Regions from separate parts of the Homo sapiens genome. Here all the other regions are linked to region 1. The links are chromatin contacts, found by Hi-C or POLR2A ChIA-PET in ENCODE. All regions are on one chromosome and are shown on one strand. The core of a region is the stretch at or near the end of the contact, and the rest is flanking DNA. Distances in the headings are between cores, read along the strand shown. Region 1 holds the start of SARS2 (seryl-tRNA synthetase 2, mitochondrial). Region 2 overlaps SIPA1L3 (signal induced proliferation associated 1 like 3). Region 3 holds the start of SPINT2 (serine peptidase inhibitor, Kunitz type 2).

Region 1 (3,671 bases), core at 721-3,220:
CAGGGGCGCCCAGCCCACTGTGCCCCCAGCCGTCACTTCTTCTGCACGTGGCCACAGTCGTACTTGCCACGCACAACGGTGAGCTTGACGCCTGGCAGGTCCTGGGTGCGGCCGCCCTCCACAAGGACAATCTGGTGCTCCTGCAGGGTGTGGCCCTCCCCAGGGATGAAGCAGACGGCCTCGCGGCCAGTGCTGAGCCGCACTCGACAGCACTTGCGATTGGCTGAGTTGGGCTTCTTCGGCTTGCGGGTAAACGTGCACAGGACCACACCCTTCAGCTGCGGCCGGCCTTCCGTGGGGCCCAGCTTCCGAGGCGGCCGCTTGGGGGGCCCCAGGCGGTGCATCTGGTTCAGGGTAGCCATGGAGCAGGTAGCCCAGAGCCGGGGAACCAGAGCTGGGCCTGGAGAGGGCCGAAAGGGGTTATTATCCCAGAGAACAGATCTTAGAGTAGTAGCAACTCAATTTTGGTGTTTTAGGCATTGTTTAAAGCACTTTACAAAGATGCATTTGTTCACATCTAATGTTATCTACAGACAAAAGTAACTCTTTATTCTTCAAGGAAGCATTACCTTTTTTTTTTTTTTCTTTTTTTTTTTTGAGACAAAGTCTCACTCTGTCGCCCAGGCTGGAGTGCAGTACCTCAATCTTGGCCCACTGCAACCTCTGCCTCCTGGGTTCAAGCAATTCTCCTGTCTCAGCCTCCTGAGCAGCTGGGACTACAGGCACCCACCACCACGCTCGGCTAATCTTCGTATTTTTAAGTAGAGACGGGGTTTCACCATGTTGGTCAGGCTGGTCTCGAACTCCTGACCTCGGCCTCTCAAAGTGCTGGGATTACAGGCGTGAGCCACCACGGCTGGCCAGGAAGCATTATTTTTAATGCTGTTTAAAATAATAGTAGGCTCAGTGGCTCATGCATGTAATCCTAGCACTTTTGGAGGCTGTGGAGGGTCACTTGAGCTCAGGAGTTAAGGCCAGACTGGGCGACACAGGGAGACCTCCCTCTCTACAAAGAATCAAAAAGTTAGCTGGTTGTGGTTCTGCAGGCCTGTGGTCCCAGCTACTTGGGAGGCTGAGGCGGGAGGATCACTTGAGCCCAGGAGGTCGAGACTGCAGTGAGCTGTGATCACACCGCTGCACTTCAGCCTGGGCGACAGAGGGAGATCTTAAATAAATAAATAATAAAACTGACCCAAACGCCGCTTGACACGCAGTAGCCCTCCATGCAGCTGCTTCCCACCTCTTGCTCTAGCAGCCCTAGCTCTGCCAAAACCCCACCGTGTTTTTCCACCCCCGTTTCCCTCGGGGCTCCGACGGAGGCACACAAGTCCAAGAGCGAATAACCCTCCCCCTCTAGCCTCGTCCCTGAAGCCCAAGTCCCCCACTTACCACAAGTTAGGGACGTGTTGAGGCCATGGAGAAGGCCAGACCAGGACATCCTGCCACCTGGGCCGTCCCTGTGGTAGGGGATAAGAGACTCAGAAAGGAGGAAAAAGTGACCGATCCGCAAATGCTCCCCGATCCGCTCTCAGGACTTTCTGGCTTAAATCAAAGGAAATACCTCTATAGGTCTAACCACAGGCCCTCATGCTGCTAACAGAAAGTCCCTCCGTAAATTTAGCCTCGCTCTGAGTGGGTTCCCGAGGGCCCAACCACTCTCGCCCGCACGCAGGAAGAACTGGGAAACTGGGGAGATGGCCTGGTAGATTTGGAGGACCCCAGGATTCCACCGACCTCACAGGACCTAAAGGTGAGGTCGCGGACACGCTGAATCCAGCTTCTAGCCTCTTCCGGGCGCTATCCGTGCAGGGATTGGCTGGTTCTGCCTCGCGTCACTGAAGAGGCGGGACACAGACGACGATTGGGCGACGAAGGACTCTATCGCGGTCAACTTTCCTCAGGATCTGATTGGCTCGTCACGGTCAGGTTCGCTGCCTTGCAATTGGTCTAAACGCGGAGTGGGCGGGACGAAGTGCCGCCTTGTTCCCGGTCCAAGATGGCTGCGTCCATGGCGCGGCGCTTGTGGCCTTTGCTGACTCGTCGGGGGTTCCGGCCCCGGGGAGGCTGCATCTCCAACGATAGTCCAAGGAGAAGTTTCACTACAGAGAAACGAAACCGGAACCTCCTGTACGAGTATGCGCGCGAGGGCTACAGCGCACTCCCTCAGCTGGACATAGAGCGGTTCTGCGCATGCCCAGAAGAGGCCGCACACGCCCTGGAGCTCCGCAAGGGGGAGCTGCGCTCGGCGGACCTGCCCGCGATCGTGAGTGCGCCTGCGCCGGCCGGGGGGCGCAGACGTTTGCTTTACGGAAGAATTGGGTTTGCAAGATGCCCTCCGGCAGGGGGCGAACCTGTAGTAGGAATTTTAGTTATTTCCCAAGTTAGCCAACGTCTTGTGCATGGCACCCACTTATGTGCCAGTTGTCCAGTGAGTGCTGAGGCCCTACTATGTGCCAAGAATGCCTACTGTGTCCTGGACACCCATTATGCGCTTGTTTCATACTGCTCGCTGGGTACCTCCTGTCCTTTAGGAACTTGCTATGTGACATTGCCCTCCGTGCTGCAACCTCATGCCAGCCTTTCCCTAAGACCACAAAGGAAAATGGGGAGCCAAGTGTGAATCGGACGGGGTCAGGGCTGGGGTGTGGTGGAGCTCTTGCGTTTAGAGAGAGAGGTAGGGAGAGTTGTGCACCTCCGCCACACATAGCAGGCAGTTAAATAGAGTTAATGAATGAATGAATGAATCCATTAATGAATGGTTCTATTAAACTGATACTTAAGGTGCAACTGCTATATTCCGGTGTTCTAGATGTTGCAAATATGCGGTGAATAATAATAAAATTGCTAGCACTTATAAAAGGGAATTAGGACCGGGTTCACAATATCTCTGTGTTGAGGTGCTAACGATAGTGGGGTCCCCACGTCTTCCCATTCCTCTCTTGGACTCCCCTCCCAGCCTGTTTGAAGTGCTTTATTCACTTTAACCTCGTTTAATTTTCACAGCAACTCTATGAAGTAGGTGCCATTATTTCTCCCATTTTATCAGAGGGGAAACTAAGGCTTCGAGAAGCTAATTCACTTGCGCTAGGTCATGCAACTGGGAAGTGGCAGAGTGGGAATTTTAACCTGTGCTTTCTGGCCTAGAATCCACTTTTTTTTTTTTTTTTTTTGAGATAGGGTGTTGTTCTGTCGCCCAGGATGGCAGGATGGAGTACAGTGGTACAATTATAGCTCACTGGAACCTTGAATTCCTGAGCTCAAATAATCCTCCCACTCAGCCTCCCGTGTAGCTGGGACTACAGGCAGACACCACCACGCCCGGCTAAACTTTTGTATTTTTTGTTGAGACAGGGACATACTATGTTGCCCAGGCTGGTCTTGAACTCCTGCGCCCAAGTGATCCTCCCACCCTGGCCTCCCAAAATGCTGAGATTACAGGCATGAGCCACCACACCCAGACTCCACAATCTTAAGTACCCTGCTGTGCCCTCTCATGATCTGAGTTCACAGTCTAGTAAAAGACATTTTTTTTTTGAGATGGAGTTTTGCTCTTGTCTCCCAGGCTGGAGTGCGCTGCGACTTCTGCCTCCCAGGTTGAAGTGATTCTCCCACCTCAGCCTCCCGAGTAGCTGGGATTACAGGCACATGCCACCACATCTGCATAATTTTTG
Region 2 (3,671 bases), core at 793-3,292, 880 kb after region 1:
GACTCAAATGTGAAAGAAAGGAGTAGCTCCAAGCCTGCTCTTCGGACAACTTTGACTATATTGTCTCTTGGACGACCCAGGAGAAGCCAGAAATTCCTCCACAGGCAGAGCCATTCTGACGTGCATTGAAAGTGAAAGGATACAACATTTGAAAGTTTAGAAACTTTAAAACAATAATAATGACGGTGATAGTGATAATAATTGCTAATGCTTTCAGATCACATATGTGTTAGGCGCTGTTTTTTTGTTGTTGTTGTTATTGTTGAGACAGTCTCACTCTGTTGGCCAGGCTGGAGTGCAGTGGTGTGATCTTGGCTCACTTCAACCTTTGCCTCCTGGGTTCAAGGGATTCTCCTGCCTCAGCCTCCTGAGTAGCTGGGATTACAGGCATGCGCCACCACGTCGGGCTAATTTTTGCATTTTTAGTGGAGACGGGGTTTCATCATGTTGGCCAGGCTGGTCTCGAACTCACGACGTCAAGTGATCCACCTGCCTCGGCCTCCCAAAGTGTTGGGATTACAGGCGTGAGCCACCATGCCCAGCCAGCACTGTCTTAAATGCTTTACATATATTATCTCATTTAATCCTCAAAATACCTTACAATATAGATACTACTATTATTTCCATTTTATATTTATGGCAGCTCTGAGGCTCAGAGAGGTGAACTAACTTGCTGGGTTACATGGCAGGGTCAGGATTCAAACGCAGGTCACCGGCTCCAGAATTTGCCTTCCAATGCCTGTGCTGACTGGGCCTCTCTTGGAAAGGGGAGCCTGAATTAGGTTAACAGGGGCATGAAGAGGCACTCAGCCAGACTCACCATCAGAGCATTAAAACCCCGGAGACCCCACTTGACACCCTTCGGATTGGTGAAACTGGGAAGCAGGACAACAGCAAAGTGGCGAGAGGTATGGGGAAGCGGGACCCTCCTGTGCTCTCGGGGGAACGCGGGTCAGAGCAGCCTCATAGAGAGCTCAGGAGTTCAAGATCAGCCTGGCCAATGGAGCAAAACCCCAGTTCTACCAAAAGTACAAAAATTAGCTGGGTGTTGTGGCAGGTGCCTTAATCCCACCCCTGGGGAGAGAGAATGCCTATCTCCGGCTGCAACTGACTCCTGGGGGTAAGCCCCATGGGTTCCTAAGGCAAAGGTAGGCGGATGCTCACTTGAAGCATGGTTTGAAGTGGGGTGGAGCTAGGGGCAACCTGGATGCCCAACACCAGGGGACCAGACACGTGAGCCGTGGCAGATGTACAGCATGTACAACTGTTCAGCTGCCAGACGCCATACACTGGACACACATCCAGCAACGTGGCTAGATGGCGAACACATGCTATTTGGTGAAAACCAGAAGAAACCGAAAGAATGAGATACAGAGCTCCAAACCCCGGAAGCTGACTCTTTACTCAAACCTCAATATATATTTTGCAAGGATGTGTGCACAGCTACAGACACACCGGAAATATTTCAGACTGGGGGAAGGAATGAAAGGACCTATAGAGGATGAAGATGGAAAGAGAAACAAAAACCTTCCCAGTGACAAGGGAGGAGACACCCATTTTTTTTCCCCACCATCAGACAAGTAGTCTTTGGCAGCCAGACTCCACTTGCCCCCTGTCCACCCCCCGCTTTTTTTTTGAGATGGGGTCTCGCCCTGTCGCCCAGGCTGGAGTGCAGTGGCGCAATCTCAGCTCACTGCAACCTCCACCTCCTGGGTTCAAGCGATTCTCCTGCCTCAGCCTCACGATAGCTGGGACTACAGGTGTGCACTACCACACCCAGCTAATTTTTGTATTTTTAGTAGACACGGGGTTTCACCGTGTTAGCCAGGATGGTCTCTTGACCTCATGATCTGCCCGCCTCAGCCTCCCAAAGTGCTGGGATTACAGGTGTGAGCCACCGCGCCCAGCCTGCCCCCTTTTTTGGGTGTTAACTGAGGGTGGATGATGCAGGAGGCAGAAATTGGACGCAAGTCACTAAACTTCTTCAAAAGAAAACCACACTTCTTTGTTCTCAAATGCCACAAAATCTGTTGGGCCTGACACGATTTGCTAACTTAGGGAGGGGACTTGGTCAGGGACTGAGCTTGGCAGGCATTAATGGTTGTCTACTCAGTTTCCACTTCTGCTTTTTTCAGCTACTAGACAACAGAACCCAGTTGGTCAAGAGTGATCAGGATGTGGCATTCCTCTAGTAACTTGACCGGCCTGGTTGAGGGGCACGTGACCTCAGCTGGACCAGCTGTAGACTGAGGGGAACCACTTATAACCATCAGTGGGGTGTGTTCTCTCTCTCCTGATGCCTGTGGACAAGGGCAAGTGGCCCTGATTATCACTGGAAGCCATTCTGGAACCAAGAGGCATACAGAGGCCTTTGGAGGCTGAGAACCTGAGTCCCTGACAGACATGCTTGAGCTGCTGATCCTATCCACCTGGTGCCCATCCACCCCTGGGCTTCTAGAACACATCACATGTCTTAACCATTGGCCAGATGGTGCCAGGGTTGTTACTTGCAACTAAAAAGCATCCTGACTGAGAACCACAAAGCAGCCTGCTATCTTTTAATTGTTAAACAAGAGAAAATCTCTGTAGGAGGGAAATGGGGCATTAGAGGCATGAACAGGAAGGGCCAATTCATCCTAGTGTATGGGAAATGTTCACCCAGGCTGCATGTCCCCTGCCCACCCAGAGGCACACGCACGATTCTCTGTGCACGAGAGCTCAGGAAACCCTCTGCAGTGGGTCACTGTTTCCCTCACATCCTTTACCACAGTGGAGTTACCGCCGGTTTCCCATGTTGTATTTCTCCTGATGACGGCAGGGGGTTAATCCCCAGCTGACTGGAGCTGAGGATGAGAGACAGGACCAGAAAGCCCAGCCTGGCACTCCTGCAGCTGCTCTGTTCCTGAATCAAAGGTCGGACTTCAGGATCTGGACTGCCGCTGGGGTCTCTAAAATGACACGTGGTCCGAGGCCCTCCATGAGGAGACCTGGCTGGCTGCGGTGTCACATCCCTCCGTCAGCATCAAGGGAAAGATACCAGTGTGGCAGGGGCGGGCAAAGGAGCGTGCGCTCTGGGGTCAGCCCGGCCCGGGTTCAATCATCGCTCTACCCACAGATCGCCTGTGACTGCCTCTACTATAAAGTGAGTGGCAGGAGGGATCGAGGTCGAAGGAGGAAAAAATAACACAAACCTACCCAGTGAGACATTGTGTCACTGGCCATGTCGGTTCATTCATTCAACAAATATTTACTGAGCAGCTCTTTCGGGCCAGGTCCTGTTCTAGATGCTGGGGATATGGCAATGCACAAGACACAGAATTCCTATGGTCAAACAGGAGCTCACAGGCTATACTATAGGGTGTAGACAGGCAATACACAAGCCCACAAATCCACTGTGATATGTGCCATGAAGAAAATAAACCAGGTGATATGACAGAGAGAGGAATGTGTAGGAGTGTGTGTGAGTGCGTGCGTGTGTGCGTGCGTGTGTGTCGGCGGGGGAGAACAGGCTGGCAGGAAGTATAGCAGAGTGATTATGAAGCCAGATGGTCTGGGTTCAAATCCTGGTTCTGCCACTTCCTACCTGTGTGGCTCACGCAAACAACCCAACTTATCCGTGCCTCAGTTTCCTCATGTGTAAAACTGGATAGTGCCTGCCTCACAGGGTTTTT
Region 3 (3,671 bases), core at 586-3,085, 670 kb after region 1:
CACATCACCCGGCCTTCTTTTTTTTTTTTTGAGATGGGAGTTTCACTCTTGTTGCCCAAGCTGGAATGCAGTGGCGCGATCTTGGCTCACTGCAACATCCGCCTCCCGGGTTCAAGCACCAGCACCTGTCTATAAAGCCCTAGGCCATCTGGCTGCAGCCAACCTCTCCCACCTCCCATCCTCCTCCAGTCCTCCCCTCCTTCACGCCTGCTCCAGCCAGGCTGGCTCTGTCTTTTCCCTGAACCCAACCAAGCTTGTTCCAGCTTCAAGGCCTTTGTACTCTATTGCCTGCAACTGGACACTGGTCCCCCAGGTCTCCGTGTGGCTACTGCCTCATTCTTCATGTTAGAGCTCAGATGTCACCCTCCTCACGGAGACGTCCCCCGACCACCTGAGCTAAAGCCGCCCCCAACATCTTACGTCACCCTGTTGGTGTACTTCACCTGGTTCATTTAATTCTCAGTAACTTAATCTCATGGCAAGTGCTTTTTAAACCTTCACTAGCTCTGCCTCTCCCACTGGAATATTAGCTCTGTGAATGCAGGAACCCAGCTAGTCTGAGTTAACTGTTATAACCAGCGCCAGTGCCTGACACGTAGCAGGGCCTCAGTAAGTTTTGCTGAATCAATGAATTCTTGCTTTCAAGAGAGCTCTTTTCAAAACACGCTGGTGCTTGTCTGAAGCAGTTAAGGTTATAACAACACTTGTTCAAAGAGACCTTTCAGACCACACTTCCTTAAGAGTGTAGAAGTTTAAATCACCTTATTCACCACCGACTTCTAAGGGCCAATCCAAAGACCCCAACACCAGCTGCTCAACGCCAATACTCTCTCGAGCCTTAGCAGAGCTTCCTCTTCCCCAAAGCTTGTTTCCTTTCTTGCTCCCTCCTTCTCGGGCACCTACTTTACTGCAACTCAACTACAAAAACTTCAGGGGAGGCTCTTGTCCAATCTCCAAAGAGGCAGGGGTGAGATGGGCTTCTTCCGAGTCTAAAACGGCCACCAGGTCACCCAACCCAACCCCCACCATCTCACAGGCCTGGCCTCTCCCTGAGCTTTGGCCATGGAACTTTCCACCGCCAGGAGAAGGCTGGTCTTCAATTCGGCTCCTCACCCCGTTCTTGCCACAGGAAGGGGCAGTGCCACGCCTTCTTGGTCAATACCCCTTGACTCTTCCTCCACCCGAAGGAAACTCTCCTAACCCTCGCTCCTCCGCCCGTCTTCGCTGTCGAAGGCTCCCAAACCTCATTTCAAGGCTCAATCCTCCAGGGCTGGTTCCACCACACCCGCTGAACGCCATCAAGTAGCCCCCAGTTTCCTCCCCCGCCAGTTCTCCCTGCTCAGACCCCCGTTGACCCCCGAGCCTCTGCCCCCTGCGCCCCGCCTCCAGCCTACCCGCCCGGCCCTCACCGTGGATGCTGCGTTCTCGGTCGGCCGCCAGGACCCCAGAGAGGAGCAGCGATCCCAGCAGGGCGAGAAACGCCCGGCTCCGCCTCAGCCCGCACAGCTGCGCCATGGCCAGCTCAGCCGAGACGCGCAGGCGACGCCACCAGCCGTTGGGGTCTCGCGATCAGGTGCGGGAAGCCCCTCAACGCGCACGCGCAATGGAGCGCCTCGCGTTCAGGTGCCGACGCTCCGGGAGGGTCCGCCAGGTGCCAAAGCCCCCGGAAGTCGCCTTTCCGGACCTTCAGTGTGGGGACGCCCGGCCTTCTCGGCGCGCGATGCCTGGGTCTGCTCCTCACTCGCGCCCTCGCCGCCTGCGACACTCAACGGCCCTCAGCGCGTTCAGAGCCGCGCTACACCTCCCAACGCGCGGAGGTCGCCAGAGCCAATGGCGAACGCCTATTGGAAGCGGCTCCCGAAGGTGGCCGGGCAGGCAGGGGGCGGGGCGCACCTGGCTAGGCAGGGCGAGCTGGGCGCAGGCGCAAAGGGCAGGCACCTGCGCGGCCGCTCCCCGGCCCTGGGCGCACCTGGGCCCGCCCCTGGTGCCGGGGAAGAGGCGGGGCTTGCGCGGGCCTCGCCCCCAACAGAACCTGGCGGGGCGGGGCGGGGCGTCTGCCCGCTGAGCACCTGCCACCCTTCCCTTGGGCTTGGTGACGACGTCGGAGGAGGGCCTTCGCTCTAGGACTGGCCTCAGGGTGGGAGGAGGGGGCGGCAGACACGCGTTTCTTGGAAGCCTGTGGTTTTCTGCCCGCCTCGCCGCAGCTTTCCTGTGAATTCCTTCCTGAATTTCAAAGTTCACTGGGCTCATGCTCCAGGGCTTAATGCTGGGGACCCAGCGGTGGCCATGCCAGACTGGTCCCTGAGTCACCAAACAGGAACGGCCCAGAGTAGTGATAGCGGAAGCTTAGCACAAAGTGATGAAAGCTGTGATGGGGAAGGCCAAGCTTAGGGATCAGAGGCTGGGTCGCTAGAAAACCAGGGCATGATGGGAGCCCAGACAGCTTTCCCATCCAGCCTGAGAGAGGGCCAAGGAGGGCTTCCTGGAGGAGGTGATAGGCCCATGCAAAAACAGCCCCGAGCCCTGGCTCCAAGGTTCTCAGGACAGATATGGAGACAAATACTTAGCACAGGCAGCATCAGAATTGAGAGGAAGGAAGCCCCTGGGGAAACCCAGAGAAGACACCTGACCAAGCCTGGGAGTCAAAGAGGGCTTCCTGGAAGAGGAGTTACGTGAACAGACTCTAGAAAGGGGAATGGAGTGGGGCAGGCACACGAGTAGAGGATAGCCAACAAGGTAATCAACATAAATGCATTATTATTGAAAACACTTTTAGATTATTTCTTTTTTTTTTTTTTTTTGAGATGGAAGTTTTGCTCTTGTTGCCCAGGCTGGAGTGCAATGGAGTGATCTTGGCTCACTGCAGCCTTGACCTCCTGGGCTCAAGGGATCCTCCCACCTCAGCCTCCCAAGTAGCTGGGACTACAGATGTGAGCCACCACATCCAGCTAATTTTTAAATTTTTTGTGGAGACAGGGGACTTGCTATGTTGCCCAGGCTGGTCTCAAACTCCTGGCTTCAAGGGATCCTCCTGTCTCATCCTTCCAAAAGTGTTGTATTACAGGCGTGAACCACCACACCTGGCCTGAAAACACTTTGACAGTGCTATACAGAAAAGGAATCAGGGGCTGGGATGGAAAATAACAAGAGATCTTTTGAATGGGGTGGCGGAGGAAGGGCTTTGTGAGGGGTGGCTTTGATAATGAACTCTGAAGGATGATAAAGGCCAAGGGACAAACATTCCAAGAATCAGGAATGGCACATGCGGAGGCCTTCAGGCAGGAAAGAGAATAGTGTGTTCAGGAGCCAGGGCCACTCCCACTCTTCAGCCTCCCTCCTAGCATAATAATACATGAAAAGCCGTAACTGAGTTATCAAAATGGTATTTACCTTAAACAATGGAAGTCTAACCTTGCAATGAGATCATGGGACTCAAGGTGGAATCTGAATGTGAGGCCAAAGGTCTCCCCCAGCACTTGAATCTCCCACTGCCACTCAGGCCTACTAAACCTAGGCTTGAGCATGAAAACAGAGAAGTATGTGCTGAGCCGTCAAGGCTTGGAAGAAGGTATAGGCCTCTTCTTTCTTTATTTTATTTTATTTTGAGACAGAGTTTCACCTGTTGCCCAGGCTGGAGTGCAATGCTGTGATCTCAGCTCACTGCAACCTCC

Evidence for each region. Hi-C counts contacts between places; a loop is a spot of excess contacts on that map. ChIA-PET counts read pairs that join two places held with the same protein, here RNA polymerase II (POLR2A). Pooled maps may share reads with other maps.
Region 2: a loop to region 1 is called in a pooled map, with 8 times the contacts of the local background. The contact joins the enhancer-like site here to the promoter of SARS2 in region 1. A Hi-C loop is called at or near these places in 6 of 50 pooled maps. POLR2A ChIA-PET finds 5 or more read pairs at or near these places in 2 of 52 experiments (H1 and WTC11).
Region 3: a loop to region 1 is called in a map of B cell, with 24 times the contacts of the local background. The contact joins the promoter of SPINT2 here to the promoter of SARS2 in region 1. A Hi-C loop is called at or near these places in 1 of 168 maps with a recorded cell type or tissue (B cell) and 4 of 50 pooled maps.

What each region holds. Positions count from the first base shown.
Region 1 is chr19:38,929,062-38,932,732 of GRCh38, reverse strand. It overlaps SARS2 (seryl-tRNA synthetase 2, mitochondrial), which reads left to right and starts at 1,970. Exons shown (of 16, transcript NM_017827.4): 1 at 1,970-2,263. The coding sequence starts at 1,997. MRPS12 (mitochondrial ribosomal protein S12) reads right to left here and starts at 1,789. Exons shown (of 3, transcript NM_033362.4): 1 at 1,735-1,789; 2 at 1,390-1,457; 3 at 1-400. The coding sequence starts at 1,438. The coding sequence ends at 33. RefSeq lists an enhancer at 1,886-2,345.
Region 2 is chr19:38,047,047-38,050,717 of GRCh38, reverse strand. The region is part of intron 2 of SIPA1L3 (signal induced proliferation associated 1 like 3); the gene reads right to left. Among named protein-coding and RNA genes, the nearest start is that of SNORD152, 110 kb to the left of the region's middle. RefSeq lists enhancers at 1,098-1,627, 2,281-3,029. Within about 2 kb of position 2,042, at least 13 of the 41 ENCODE cell types and tissues checked have a DNase peak (open chromatin) inside an H3K27ac peak, as active enhancers do.
Region 3 is chr19:38,262,737-38,266,407 of GRCh38, reverse strand. SPINT2 (serine peptidase inhibitor, Kunitz type 2) reads right to left here and starts at 1,835. Exons shown (of 7, transcript NM_021102.4): 1 at 1,410-1,835. The coding sequence starts at 1,515. RefSeq lists a silencer at 1,811-2,130 and enhancers at 2,287-3,204, 3,345-3,671.